Regions from separate parts of the Homo sapiens genome. Here region 2 is linked to region 1. The links are chromatin contacts, found by Hi-C or POLR2A ChIA-PET in ENCODE. All regions are on one chromosome and are shown on one strand. The core of a region is the stretch at or near the end of the contact, and the rest is flanking DNA. Distances in the headings are between cores, read along the strand shown. Region 1 overlaps ARID5B (AT-rich interaction domain 5B). Region 2 has its middle 210 kb from the start of ZNF365.

The links. Hi-C counts contacts between places; a loop is a spot of excess contacts on that map. ChIA-PET counts read pairs that join two places held with the same protein, here RNA polymerase II (POLR2A). Pooled maps may share reads with other maps.
Region 2: a loop to region 1 is called in a map of mammary epithelial cell, with 3 times the contacts of the local background. The contact joins two enhancer-like sites. A Hi-C loop is called at or near these places in 2 of 168 maps with a recorded cell type or tissue (chondrocyte and mammary epithelial cell) and 8 of 50 pooled maps. POLR2A ChIA-PET finds 5 or more read pairs at or near these places in 2 of 52 experiments (AG04450 and activated CD4-positive, alpha-beta T cell).

The regions. Positions count from the first base shown.
Region 1 is chr10:62,035,447-62,042,417 of GRCh38, reverse strand. All of the region lies in intron 4 of ARID5B (AT-rich interaction domain 5B), which reads right to left. Among named protein-coding and RNA genes, the nearest start is that of ARID5B, 140 kb to the right of the region's middle. RefSeq lists an enhancer at 1,180-1,239. Within about 2 kb of position 3,622, at least 25 of the 41 ENCODE cell types and tissues checked have a DNase peak (open chromatin) inside an H3K27ac peak, as active enhancers do.
Region 2 is chr10:62,581,655-62,588,327 of GRCh38, reverse strand. No RefSeq gene overlaps it. Among named protein-coding and RNA genes, the nearest start is that of ZNF365, 210 kb to the right of the region's middle. Within about 2 kb of position 5,372, at least 13 of the 41 ENCODE cell types and tissues checked have a DNase peak (open chromatin) inside an H3K27ac peak, as active enhancers do.

The DNA.
Region 1 (6,971 bases), core at 2,373-4,872:
AAGGCTCAAACTCCCACTTTCACATTTACCTGGCAACTCCTTTCTCCTATTCATCTCTCCAGATGCCAGGTGTCCACGAGCCATTTCCAGGCCCCAGGCTCCTCTCTCAATGGAGATCATGCACAGAAGCTATTACAATGAGAATAAGCATGTTGTTTCAATGCTATACTATGTGTTTTTTTCTTATGACTTTGAAATAGCTCCTGTTTTCATTTTTTGAAAACTCTTCTATAAATACAGATTTAGTCTTTCTTGGTATGGTTCTATATAATACAAATATAATATTAACAAGATAATTGTCTTTTTTTCTTAAGGCTGTTTAAGGATCTGCTCTGGAAATGTGTTTTAAGGACATTTTGATTTCCACAATTTCTGAAGGTTGTACAGATAGAACCTCTTAAACAAAGAGAGTTAATTTTTTGTCTCTCTCTTTTTTCTTTTTGTTACAATCAATAAATCTGCTCGTTCTAGTCTATGATTGATATGTTCTTTGGTGTTACTATTGAACATGACAGCACAGAAGTGAAAGCAACATTTTTGTACTGAATAGCCTTGTAAGAGCAGTAAATATCAGAACAGTTTTTAAACTCATTTATAAACAGGACATTCTTGTTCAGCCATTTCTCCAGGTTTGGAAATGAGATATTCCATTTCATCATTGAGGATAACTGATTTGCTACCTCTCTACAGAAAACATTCCCCACTTGGAAATAAGTAAAAGAGATGGATTGTTTTTGTTTTTGTTTTGGTGTGTATGTGGATTAACATGGAGATATTTAACTTATGACATACTTGGATGAGTATGTCATGGGATACATTTTAATATTTAAAAGACATACACATAAGAAACAGTTATCAAGTGATAGGCTCCCAATTCTTTTAAAAAGATCCAAAAAGGAATTTGTACAGAAAGGGGGCTTTTCACTCACTTTGTGCTTTTATACCTTTCAGAAAGAATAATGTGAATAGTAGGATAGTCTTTTACTTAAAAGTAAAAAGATGACTATTTTTGGTTGTCTGAGATTCGGAGACATTTTTCTTTGTTCAGGCAAATCCCTCTCACCCTTCCTCCCTATGAGGGCACCAGCACCATCCCCAACTAAGTACCTCAGTGGTCTCTGAGCTTCATTTGTTTGTGCAGGTACCGGAGCCAAGATACTGGAAAATGACTTTAAAAACTCTTCTGTGGTACCAAGAACCTCATGCAAACTCACAGATTGTATAGAAGAGCGTGTGTCTTGGAGCAGGGTGGGGTGAGGGTACAGAATGAGAAGAGCTTTGGGGCCTGGAGTGGGCGTGGAGAGGCAGCAACAAGGTTGATAATACCTGGTGACATGTTAACTAAGGGCAGATTATAAGCCGTGGGGCAAGCTAGAGTGATCACTCAATTGGAGGGAGGGTTTGTTACACTATAGAGAAACAGCACACAGATACCATCAGAAACCCTAATGTAAAGCTAACAATGAACCCAGAAGAGGTTACAGCTTCTTTACATTTTTCACTGTAAGATAAAACATTTCTATGACTATTTAGAATTGCTGTGTCTGATACAGTCACCGCTAGCCACGTGTCCCTTGAGTATCTGAAATACTATATGTCAAGTCCAAATTGAGATGTGCCGCAGTGTAAAATACACACTGGATCTCCAAGACTTAATACAAAATAAAAGTAAAATATCTCATTAATAACATTTTATATTGATTGCATATTGAAATGATAATATTTTGAATATACTGGGTTAAATAAAATATATTATTAAAATTAACTCCACATGTTTCTTTTTACCTTTTAAAATGTGGTTACTAGAATATTTTAAATTACATGTGGCTCACATTATCTTTCTCTTGGGCGATGCTGGTTTAGTCAATAATTCAATGTTATGATTATAGATATGTTCTTGGAAATATGTGTTAAGGAGCAGACAGAACAAGATTAACATCTGAAGCTAGAATAATCAGCAAAAGTCACGATTCAATGTTTCAATACATTTAAGATTTTATTCACTGTTATGGAGGGTAGTCATGTAAAAACGTTATATATAGTTATATATACACATTACACACATATATATATATATAATGTTATAATAGTATCTAAAAATTTTTCTTAAGCTGAGGTCTCCCTTCTGTAAAATTCAAATCTGGTAATCATTGACTCAAGGCTACTAAATGGCCCTGATGAAGATGTTATTTCATTAACTTTCTTAACTAAGATGTCAAAGTAAATGTTAAGCTTTGACAACAGACTGGAGAAGAGACAGAAAGAGAGAGAGAGTGAGAATGGAGAGAGAGAGGGGAAGGAACTAGCTAATTATTTATTTCATGACTTGTTCTCTCCTGCTGTCAATATGGGTCGGGTATAATGTAAGCCATTTTCATCATCCAGTACAAACTGAATAGGAGAAAATGGAGCTGGAGTGATTTTAGTTGCTTGGAAGTAGACACTTCTTAATCTCCAACTATTGAGTAAGTTAATGGTCTGACTTTTTGGACATTTCATCTGAGAATAAATAGAGAGGTCAGTTACAGTCAGGCCTAAATGCAGGGGCATAGCCTCATTGGCTTTGCCAACCTGCTTCAGGTCCCATTTATGACAAAATATGAGATTATTCATTGAAGACTGGCATTCCAATAAGCCCAGAAAAGTTGAACAGAACAAAAAGGTTTGAACTCTGGGGGCAGGGAGGAGAAACATTCTTTCCGCAATCATTCTTAGCACCAAAAAACCATCAGGCATCACTGAGAAGGCGGCTGCCCGGTGCTCAGTTTGCCCTGTGTCCCATCCTCCCAAACAACTTGTTATAGTAGCCAAAATCAAAGCTGATTCCCTCCACCTCCTCACTTTTTGATTCCTGTGGCAGCAGCAACACAGAAACCTAACTAGACATTAACAGCCCTCCAAACACTACATGCCAATCAAAAGGCTGCACACACATGGTAAAATGGGTTCCTATGGTAAAAATAAAAGAGCAACAATGGTGGCTATAGAAAGAAGCTTAGGAAATATTTTCTTTTCTTAGAAGGCAGTAGTTGCTGTAGCATTTAAGGCAGTAACATGCAGAAAGGCTTAGACCAAAATTTCTGCAACATCAATGAAACATGCAATCAATATCATACATTCTACTGTATCATACTTATATTGTACTAATTTTGATGAAATGATTGGGCGGTTTCAACCTATGTACCACGAAGCAATCTGCACACCTCTGGTATGTTTCTGATATCTAACTATAGAAGTATTTGTCTTTGTCCTCCAAACTCTTTTATAGCACATGGTATGCATATTTCAGCATCCAACATTATTAACTCATGAGCAACTGTCAGTTGATGGTTATCTAACACATGGGGTCTGCACAAAAGGGATCCTTATTTGGGCAAAAGCTCTTGTCTGCACCAGTCTGTCTATATTTTCCCTCAGAATAACTTTATTTGGATCATTATTCGCTGTTAGTGGAAACTCGGAGGCTGCATGTATGGCAATCGGAAGGTGGAGAAATAAATCCTTAACAAGTTCAAACACTTAGCTGATATTAAAACCATTTCTAGCTTTGTTAGCTGAAAGCAAACGCTCCATTGCCCTCTCGTGGTGAGTCGATGGGATGCGGTGGGACGACCAAAAAAACCCGCAGAAACTAACAAAAGAGTTTACTCCAATACAGGTGACAACATTCATCTTGGATAGAAACAGCCACAAATGACAACCTTATGTTGTTTTATATGTTTTAGAATTTACATTTTCAGCCCTCTTATGTGGAGATTGGACAAGGTGGGGTAGGTGGGGTTTGTAATATGGAAATTAGAACTTTGTCTTTCTGCAATACAATGACTTCACTATATTTACAACCATAGCTGCTATATATGTGGCAAATTGATTTTTATGAGATTTAGAAACTTAAAAAAATCATGCTCACATTTTAAAAGCTCCTTTAAACCAAAAATAGACTGATGTTCCAACTGGTTTGGAATTATAGGAACCAAGGAAAGAAGTCTGAATAATTCCCTAATATGGAAGAAAAACTGGCTTTTTTTCTTTTCTTTTTTTTTTTTTAAATAAGGAACAGTTTGTTTCTGACAATAGGCAACATGTGGGACTTATAGAACCAAGTATAGGTACAGAATTTATCTTTCTATATTGTCTAAAAATAAAATTTTAAAAAATTCTGAACTCCAAATTTAATAGTCAGTTACCCAATTGGGTATTTATCTTTTAAAAACACCATTTAAAATTTCTGCTGTATGCCTTTCAACAATTTCCTGCCTAACAGGCCCATCCCCAGAAAGCAAACAAACCTGGTATTAAAACAGACTGAAGAGCTTAAGAGAAAGCTGGGGGAGAAGTCAGGGCAAAGTACATGAGAACATAAACTACTTTTTTAAATCTTACTACCAGTAAATGTACCATTTTTCTCTTTTATGTGTCTTCTCTTCAGATAAAAGCCACTCCTCCAACCAGCATTACAGAAATGCTCTGTATTTTTATAATATGATTTTAGGGGCAGATTAATCTCAAATTGGCTTTTCCACTCAAATGTGGAAGTTCAGTTTTGCAACAACAGTTGTTTGATTTTGTCTTTGAATTAGCAAAGTTCTTAAAGTAATTTTACTATAAAATTAAACAGCTGGGAGTTCTTTAGCAAAACATGACAACTCTTGTTCTTCTTTGTACTATTGTGCAAGCTGAAATACCCTTTCTTTCATGTCTTTATATTCCAAAATGAATTCCCTAGTTACCCTTGTTTAGCTTTAAGAAAAATAATAAAGAAGGGGGGCGGTTTTTGCTGACCTCTGAAATTCACAGGCTTTTAAGCACAGGGCGTTTACACAAGGTGCGTTCTCAAAGGGCTTTTGTTTAATTCCTATTATGGAATGAAAAATGATATTTTGCCCCAATACAATGCCAATCTTTGTGTACGGCAAAGCTGTTGACAAGTATTTCTGTGGAGCAAGGCATCTTATGCCGATTTCGCAGATGGGAAAACTGAAACATCTCTAAATGGTGAGGAAATATGGGACTAAGATGTTCATAGAGGCTGGAATTAAATTTAGAATTTGACTCTTAGCCCAGGACTCTAACCATGTGAGGGCCCTAACTCTCTGGAATCAACAGAAGGGCAATTTTAAAACATTCTTTTGACGTTATTAACCACAGCCTCGGGGCTCAGGGAAATGAGTGGGGGAGGGCCTGGAAACATAATACAGAGCTGCTAGGTGACAGCCTCTTGCAACATTGCTAATACTTTGGATTACTTGATCCATATTGCCGTATATTCTACTAATATTCTGGGGCTTAATGATTTCCTTTGTATCTTAAAAAATTAGAGTCTAGATTCAAGGGCTAGTGTAGACTGCTTCTTAAAATATGGAGCCGGAGAGTCATGACAAGACAAATTGTGGAAAGCGGTTCTTGGCTTTTCACATGAATCTGGAACCAAAGATCACTGCTAAGAGTTGGTGAAACCATAGATGTTATGCCAGTAGGATTCGTCATTGGAGTCATTTATAAAATGATGGAATTCCATAGCTTTAGGAAAACCTCGGGCACCAGCTAGTCATTCTCCACATCAGAAAAGACAGGACCAGAGAGCCTGCCACTCGCCCAGAGTCACCCAGTGAGTAGCAGAGCTGCGACAGACTCTGGTTTCTGTTGCATGAGATCAGCAGCAGAGCCTTGGCAGCAGATGGTTTTTCAATGGGCCCTGAATACCTCCATTTGGGTCTCTGCAGGGTGAGCCCTGTCATCCCAAGACCATGTTACTGAAACACACTTTCCAAGGAACTGTAATTAATAAAGTCAAATGGGAGCTGACAAGGACATTCCCACTGTGTTCATATGCCAAAACATACAAGCAAGAAAGCTCACTTGGAGTGCATGAAGCGCAGGTCCTTCTGGCAGGACTTCTGTGCACCATACTCCCAGCTGTTTGCTCAGACCCAAATGTGAGGTACTAGCAGCAAAACACTTGCAAAGCCATCAGGAAAGTGCTCTGGCATTGGGCGTCAACAACCGCCACCTGCTTGCTAGGCTGGGCTGAAAAAACAAAGGAGCCCTCCTGGGGGTGAGGAAGGGCTTTGGGAACTCAGGACCTCTGGGATCAAGAAGAAATGGACCACAGGCCACTGTGCTAGGGAGCATCGTCCTCACCTTCTAGCAGTAACTCATGCCTCAGAGGTCCCAAGCACATTACACAGCTTTATACCTGTGTGCCTTTGTTCCTGGGCTTCCTCTGACATCGATACCTTTTCTTTTTTAGCTTTTCTCCCTCCTGCCCTAACTCCTCGCTTAAAAGCTTCCTTGGCCAGGTGCAGTGGCTCGCGCCCGTAATCCCAGCACTTTGGGAGGCTGAGGTGGGTGGATCACCTCAGGTCAGGAGTTCAAGACCAGCCTGGCCAACACAGTGAAACCGCGTCTCTACTAAAAACACAAAAATTACATGGGCATGGTGGCGGGCGCCTGTAATCCCACCTACTTGGGAGGCTGAGGCAGGAGAATTGCTTGACCGTGGGAGGCAGAACATGAAGTGAGCCGAGATCGTGCCACTGCACTCCAGCCTGGGTGACAAGATCGAGACTCTGTCTCCACCCCCAGCCAAAACAAAACAAAACAAAACAAAAAGCTTCCTTACTCTCCCTCATCTCCAGCTGGGTGAGAAAACCCTTGTCAATACCTGTACAAAGTATGCTTTGGGTTGGTCGTGGTGGCTCACACTGAGACCAGCCTGGCCAACATGGTGAAACCCCGTCCCTACTAAAAAATACAAAAATTAGCTGGGCATGGTGGCAGACGCCTGTGATCGCAGCTACTCGGGAGGCTGGGACAGGAGAATCACTTAAACCCATGAGGTGGAGGTTGCAGTGAGCTAAGACTGTGCCACTGCACTCCAGCCTGGGCAATGAGTGAGACTCCGTCTTAAAATAATTAATAACAAATTTGAAAAAATGCAAAAAACAAGCATGCTTTGATCCTGGCACCTG
Region 2 (6,673 bases), core at 4,123-6,622, 540 kb before region 1:
ACAATACCAAGTGTTGGCAAAGATGCAAAGCAACTTGAACTTTCGTACATTCCTGGTGGGAACAGAGAATGGTACAATCACTTTGGAAAACACTGGCTGTTTTTTATAATGATAAGAACACACTTACTATTTGACCCTGCAATCCCTCCTGGGCATTTACTCAACAGAAATGAAAATATGTATTCCTACAAAAACATGTATACAAATGTTTATGTAGCTTTGTTCATAATCAGCAAAATTTAGAAACAGTGCAACGTTCTTCAGCTGGTGAATGGTTAGACATACTTCAGGGCATCACACAATGGATATAAACAAACAAACAAATAAATAAATTTTAGCAATAAAAAGAAACTAGCCACTGTTACATGCTATAACACAGATCATTCTCAAATGCATCATGCTAACAAAAAATTCAAATACAAAAGGCTACATGCAGTTTGATTTCATTTATATGCAGGCTAAAGTTTTTTGTTTTTTAAAGGAAAGAAAGAACTGTAGGATTGAATCTATTAGTAGTTATCAGGGGCTTGGGGAGCGGGTCAGGAGCTGACTACAAAAAGGCATCAGAAGATCTTAATTTAGACATGATGGATCTGTTCCATATCTTGATTGTGGTGGCTCTTATATGATTATATGTTTGTCAAAACTCAGAATGGTAATACAAAACATTTGAATATCACCACGTGTTAATTGATACCCCTGCTTTTAAAAAGAGAAAAACGAAATTTCTCTGATTTGCATACACGTTTGTCAAATGAAGTCAATGCACTGCTGCTGCTGATAATGATGATGGTGTATTAAACTCACAGGATTTTTGTGAGCTTTTGTAAATGAGAAAACATCCGTGAGTGCTTTGAAATGCATGAAGTGCTTGCTTTACAACTGCTGAATACTATTATTAAATTTTCGTTTTGGTTTTGTATTCCATTACCTTGCTGAACTCTTTTATTATTTACAAAAGTTTGTCCATTGATTCAACTTTTTAATGTAAATTATCAAATAGGCTATAAATAATGACAGTTAATCTCTTTCTTTCAAATCTTATCATTGCTTTTACAACTTCTTTTTTTACTTTCTTGTGTTGGTTAAGACTGCTAAGTCAATGTTGAAGAGCAGCTGTGGTAGGAGGCATTCTTTTCTTATTGCTAAGCTAAATAAGAATGTCTATAAAATTTCAGAATTAAATATGATTTTTGATGGATTTGGTAGCTGTTTCTTATAAATAAGGCAAGTTTCTTTTCATTCCTGTTTCTCAAGAGTTATTTCTTATTTTGTTTCTTATATAAATGGATATAAATTTTTATTGAATATTTTCCCTATACCTATTGAAATGATCATATCATTTTATGATTTGATAAAAATATTTATTTTCAAGCAAACCTTAGAGCCGACCTTTTATATTCTTGCATTCTCTTCTTTAATCAATCTGTAAGCTCGTAAAGGGCATGTTGTTTTTGTCACTGTACCTCTATCACATAGCACAGGTCTGATTTAAACAATATATTTATCCCCAGAAATTAACTCTAATCTTTGGAGGGAAGAAAGTACTTAAAATACATGATTGAGGACTAGTGGCTCAGAAGAATACTTCTCCCATAAGATTTTTAAATGCCTAATTTCGGGATTAACCTCAGCCCATTTCGTCATCTATATATCTATCAAAGTTTTGGTTTCATTCTTTGTGCCTCAAAATGGCATGGACATAGATCTTTTACAGAGTTATTACGAGTACAAATAGTTTTTCAGGCTTCCCTAGGCCCTGCTGCTATTTTATATTTTAATCTTTCTTTACTTATCAAGAGTGGGTTGTAGGTTGGGCCTAGGAGCTTTAAGATTTTTTCTTTAAAGACTAGGATGTGAGCAGAGGAGAGAAAGAGCCTAGTAACACCTAGAGACTTGTAGAAAGTTTCCATTTGTAACACAGGAGTGTCAGCCAGGAGAGTGGCAGGTAGTAGGGTGGGTGGCCAACTTCAGGCTTGCTTTAGCTGAGTCCCTTGAGAGTTCTCTTCTCAGGGAAGACTCAAGAGAAGGTACAGTGTAATGGGTAAAAGAATGGACTTTGGATACAAGTAGCCGAAAATTCAAATCTTGGCTCTGACAATTACTAACTGGGCAATGATGGATAAATCACTTAACCTCTCTATTTTTGGTTTTCTCATCTCTAAAATAAGGATAGAAGTAGGTAGTTTTGAGTGCCTGACACACAATGGACTCTCAAAAAATGTTCACTGTAATTTCAATAGCAGTTGCCTAGGCATAATCTGATGTAATAAAATAGGTTTCTCCATGAGAGGGCACTTAGATTTTTTTGTTTGTTTGTTTGGTTTGGTTTGGTTTTAGACATCTATGATGAGGAAAAAATATGTAATTAAAAAAATACATTTATAAAGATAGAGAACAAAGAGAATCATGACTCATGTTTTACAATTTACATAGCTTATTTATTGTTTCATGTTCTGCACTACTTCAGACAGTTATATAATCCCCCCACCCCTGTTAGGATGCCAGGATATGACATCAGGAAGATAGAGAAGAAGAGTTTTGGGGGGAGGCAGGGAGAAGACATATGCTTCTCTGATGTGAATGTCCCATCACTTACATTGGATAAAGCAATCCCAAATGCTGACTGATACCGTGGAACAGTTTTTTCCAGTATGGTCATTCTAGTTCTAAAATGCTGTGAGACCTTTAGATAATGTTAGGAGCCTTTCGCAGTCTGGCTTGCTGTCAAGTACTGGATTTGAGCCCTTGGTTAATCCCCAGTTATACTGGCTTCGAAATCTCTCCAATTCTTGAAGTCATAGCCTGAACTTCCCCACTTCTCTGGGAATAAGTTTTCTCAGACACTCATTTTCCTATGTCATTCCCTTCCCAAAGGCTACAGCTGTTTCATCTCCAGGAAGATAAGACTATTCATTAGGTTCTGTCCCTCTGATTGTGACCCACCTCTCTGAACTTCATTGCCTTATCTCCTAGTGGGCTTTTCTCTCTTCCAGCCAATGCCACTTATGCACTATTTTCGTCTGTGTAGCATCGACCCCCTATCTCCTGGCTTCCATGAGGGTGATTTCTCCAGCTTGCTGTATTCGCTCTTCCTCTCTTTCTGGAGTCATGAGTTGGAGAAAATCTTGGTTTCCTAACATCTTTGGAAGGGATTTGCTATTAGGTTCATTTGTGTTTGCGTTTGTTAGTTTAGAAGAATAACTTCAATATGCTGGGATTGGAATAAGATTCAAAGAGAAAGTTCAAGTGAAAGAAGAAAGGTAATTGCTAAATTGCATTTAAAAAAAGGAAGTCTTGTTAACTGAGCTTCTGTCCAGCTCCAAGATAGATTGGTCATGATGAAGTCAATGCCTAATGGCTACTGATGGTGCACTGGCTAGTTCCCGAGTCAGGTGATGATTCAGAAAATTAACCCCTGTGTCTTGGGGAAGTCTGTGTCCAGACTAAATGTTTAATACCACTTGAAAAGAGTTTCAAGACTTAAGCTTTAAAAAAACAAACTTTGCTGTCAGTGCGAATTATCAATGACAAATACTTTGCTTTACAACCACTTGCTTTGGTTCCTAATTTGAAGGATGCCAGTCTTAGGATGGTCTATTTGTTTTCTTTGCTGGGAGACAAACATATTTTCGAAAACAAATTCCAGTCTGAATAGGAAGGGACTATTTATTTGGCAAAGCAGTGTGTGTTCCCACATGGGAAATTATATATAGAGAGAGAAGCACCAGACTGTGCAGGGAAAAAAAGTTTTAGATTCTCTAAGGCTGTGACCTGGGTGAAAGAACAGGGTTTTCCCCACATACTTGGTTTGAAGGCCATGGAAAGTTTGCATTCCATGGGTTCTGAGCACTGGGCAGGCCCCAGAGTGCTTTCATAGCCCTCTGTGGTCTGTGGTCTGTGGTCTATCATGATTCTACCTCACCAGTCCACTATCTCTCATTCCCCAAATGCACAGTCTCCATTCCAATCAACTGTTTATCCTACTAATGTAACAAACTTTTTCCTTGTCTGTGCAATTTCTCACGTCCATCGGGTCTGTTTCTAAGCTCTCAGACCCTGCCCCCTTCAAGCCCAATCTGGTTGCCCCTCCCCAGAAAAACCATCTCTGGCTTCATCACTGGTTCCATGAGTTTCCTTTTCTTTGAGCTGCTCCTCCTTCCCTTCTCTTTGAATCCACCTGAAACTTGAAGACAATCTTCCCTTGTAATCTACAGTATTTTCCCCAGTGCTTCCTCTTTTTCCTGATGAGGATGACTCAAAGAATAATGAATGTTACAATTCTTGACTCAAGAACTGTATTAGTACAGAGAAGTAGTAATAATAATTTGAAGGCTACTTACAATCCCTAACTTTCCAAAGCATGGTTGATTTGAAGTCAGCTTCTTTGTTGGGGACCCCAGGCCGCATTAGGCCTTGCTAATATCTGTGGTCATCCCAGCACATGGAATAAGTTAGTTCAGCTCATATGGGTAAATTTTTCATTCCCAGGGAGTAATTTTGTTAGTGCCAACTTTAAAAAATAATACTACATTGTCTTTGGAGAAGACTTTTTTCCCAAGTAATACAAGTCCCTTTTTTGCCAGCTCATTCAGTCTCATAAAAGCTTTCTGAGGTAAGACTCACTCCCTCTTTTTTTAAGTCAAGAAAAAGTTTGCACAAAGAGAAAGCTGGAGAGAGAAGACCTTTTAGGTCTACATGTAGCAAGGATAACCAGGGAAGTCTCACTTTCACAACAAGGCCACCATGCACAGTTGGGTGGATTGCACACCGTATAACATCAGAGTTCATGGGAATGGTGCTTCCTGAGCAGTGCACAACCTCTTTAGACAGATGTAGTGGCCCCATGGCCCCATCTAGACAGCCTAGTCTGAAGTGAAGTGGAAACCAGTGCTGGGTACTAAGCAAGAGACTAAAGGGTGCTGCCTTTTACTCCTCTTCTTGGACATCCAATCTAGATGGCTCTCACTCTCTTTGTATTCTTATTTAGGTCACAGGAAGGGGAGAGTTTATCAGGCCTATCTCATCACTGTCTTCTTAATGAGGCTGTCATTTCTACAGAAGCACCAAGCCAAAATTGTTTAAAGGGTTGAGCTTTCAGACACATATGGTTACTCTGCAGCAGCATGTGTCAGAAACAGAGAGGCCACATTCCTAAAAGAGTGGGGCCAAGATATATGCATTATGGACTTAACTCCTGACACATTTGGCACAAGTTGAAAAATAAAAGAAAAAAAAACCACCCACTGTCTCAAGAGGCCTTGGGCAGGAACATACAAGGCAAAACGTTTTAGTTGTAGACAAGAAAATGCTGGAGAGTCAGCAGGGGATGAGCTGGTCAGGAAATATCCACTTCCTGTGGACACTCCCAAGTTCTCCCGCGCTGGCCAACCCCCGTTGCAGATGATCCAGCCAACAAAACACTCCACCAAAGTAGCACTGTTGGCTCAGCCAACTCGAGTCAGCTGCGCCGATGACCCCACATGCCCAAGTGGAACCTTCTGGGTTCCTTCCTGAGGGATGTTCAAATAAACCAACAAGAAAGATTTGGATAGGAAATGTGGAGTTCTGGAGGCTAGGGTGGGCAGATGTGTAAGGCTGAGGCTAAAGATGAATTTCCTGACCCTCTCAGGCACACAAACAAGGAATTCAAGTTGACTTTACTCTGAAGAAATGGCTTAAAAGAAATGTTTTTTAACTAACGGTGGGTATTTTTCAATATATGGTTGAAGAATACGGTGACTCATCTCCATTCAGATGAAAACCTACCCCTGAAGTTTGCTGCATTAAATGGGAATTAGTATGCTAAGTCCATAAACCACAACCACCATTTTCAGTGTAAATCAGACTTGTCTCTTAAATTAAAAAAAAAAAGCAATTGCAGCAAGGAGTCATGATGAGATGCCTTGCCTTCAGTGGAAAGGGAAGTATGTTTTCTCTGGCCAGCCTACACAAAATCAGATACTTAATATGATTACTGAGAAGATGGAAAGATTTTCAGGAAAGACTCCTATTGCTCAGCTCCTACCAGCCTGCAAAGGAGTAAGTAGGAAGTCAAAAGGACCAGCCCACTAAAAGAAGGCTGAAAACAGGATCTCTGATTCCACTGAGCAGTTCTGTGAAAGCAGAACATACGAATGGATGGGTTAGGCTGGCAAGAAGTTCCATCAACCAACTAAGCAACCTACTTATTTTTAAGCACCTACTACAGGAGCGTGCTCAAAGGTAGGGTTGCTGCTCTCAAGAAGGGGTTGCATTTTGAGCCTTTGGCAAACCAAGAAAACAAGAAATGCTACAAGCATTTCCAACAGAAATTAGTTACAGAGGTGATAGAAGAGCTGAGATGCCAAGGAAGGACAATCCAATGACCCGGAGATGAGCACCAGCAGGAGGCCCTCCATAGCTCCTAGGTTGAAAGCAGCATTTCCAGAGGCACTGAGGCTGGGGTGAGGAGGCAGAGGTGGAACCAAGGTGGGTCTGATCTGTGGAATCTGGAGCTATGGAGGAGACCCAGCTGTTGCTGGAGAATGAGTTTGAGGCAGAGAATGAGAGGGAGAAACACCCAAACTTACCCTCACTCCCCACTGCCAATGCCTCACCAGTGCCTGTTGTTGACTGCACCAGGCAGAAGCCATCTCACACAGGAACCTGGGGAAGGCAGCCTGCAGGGGTC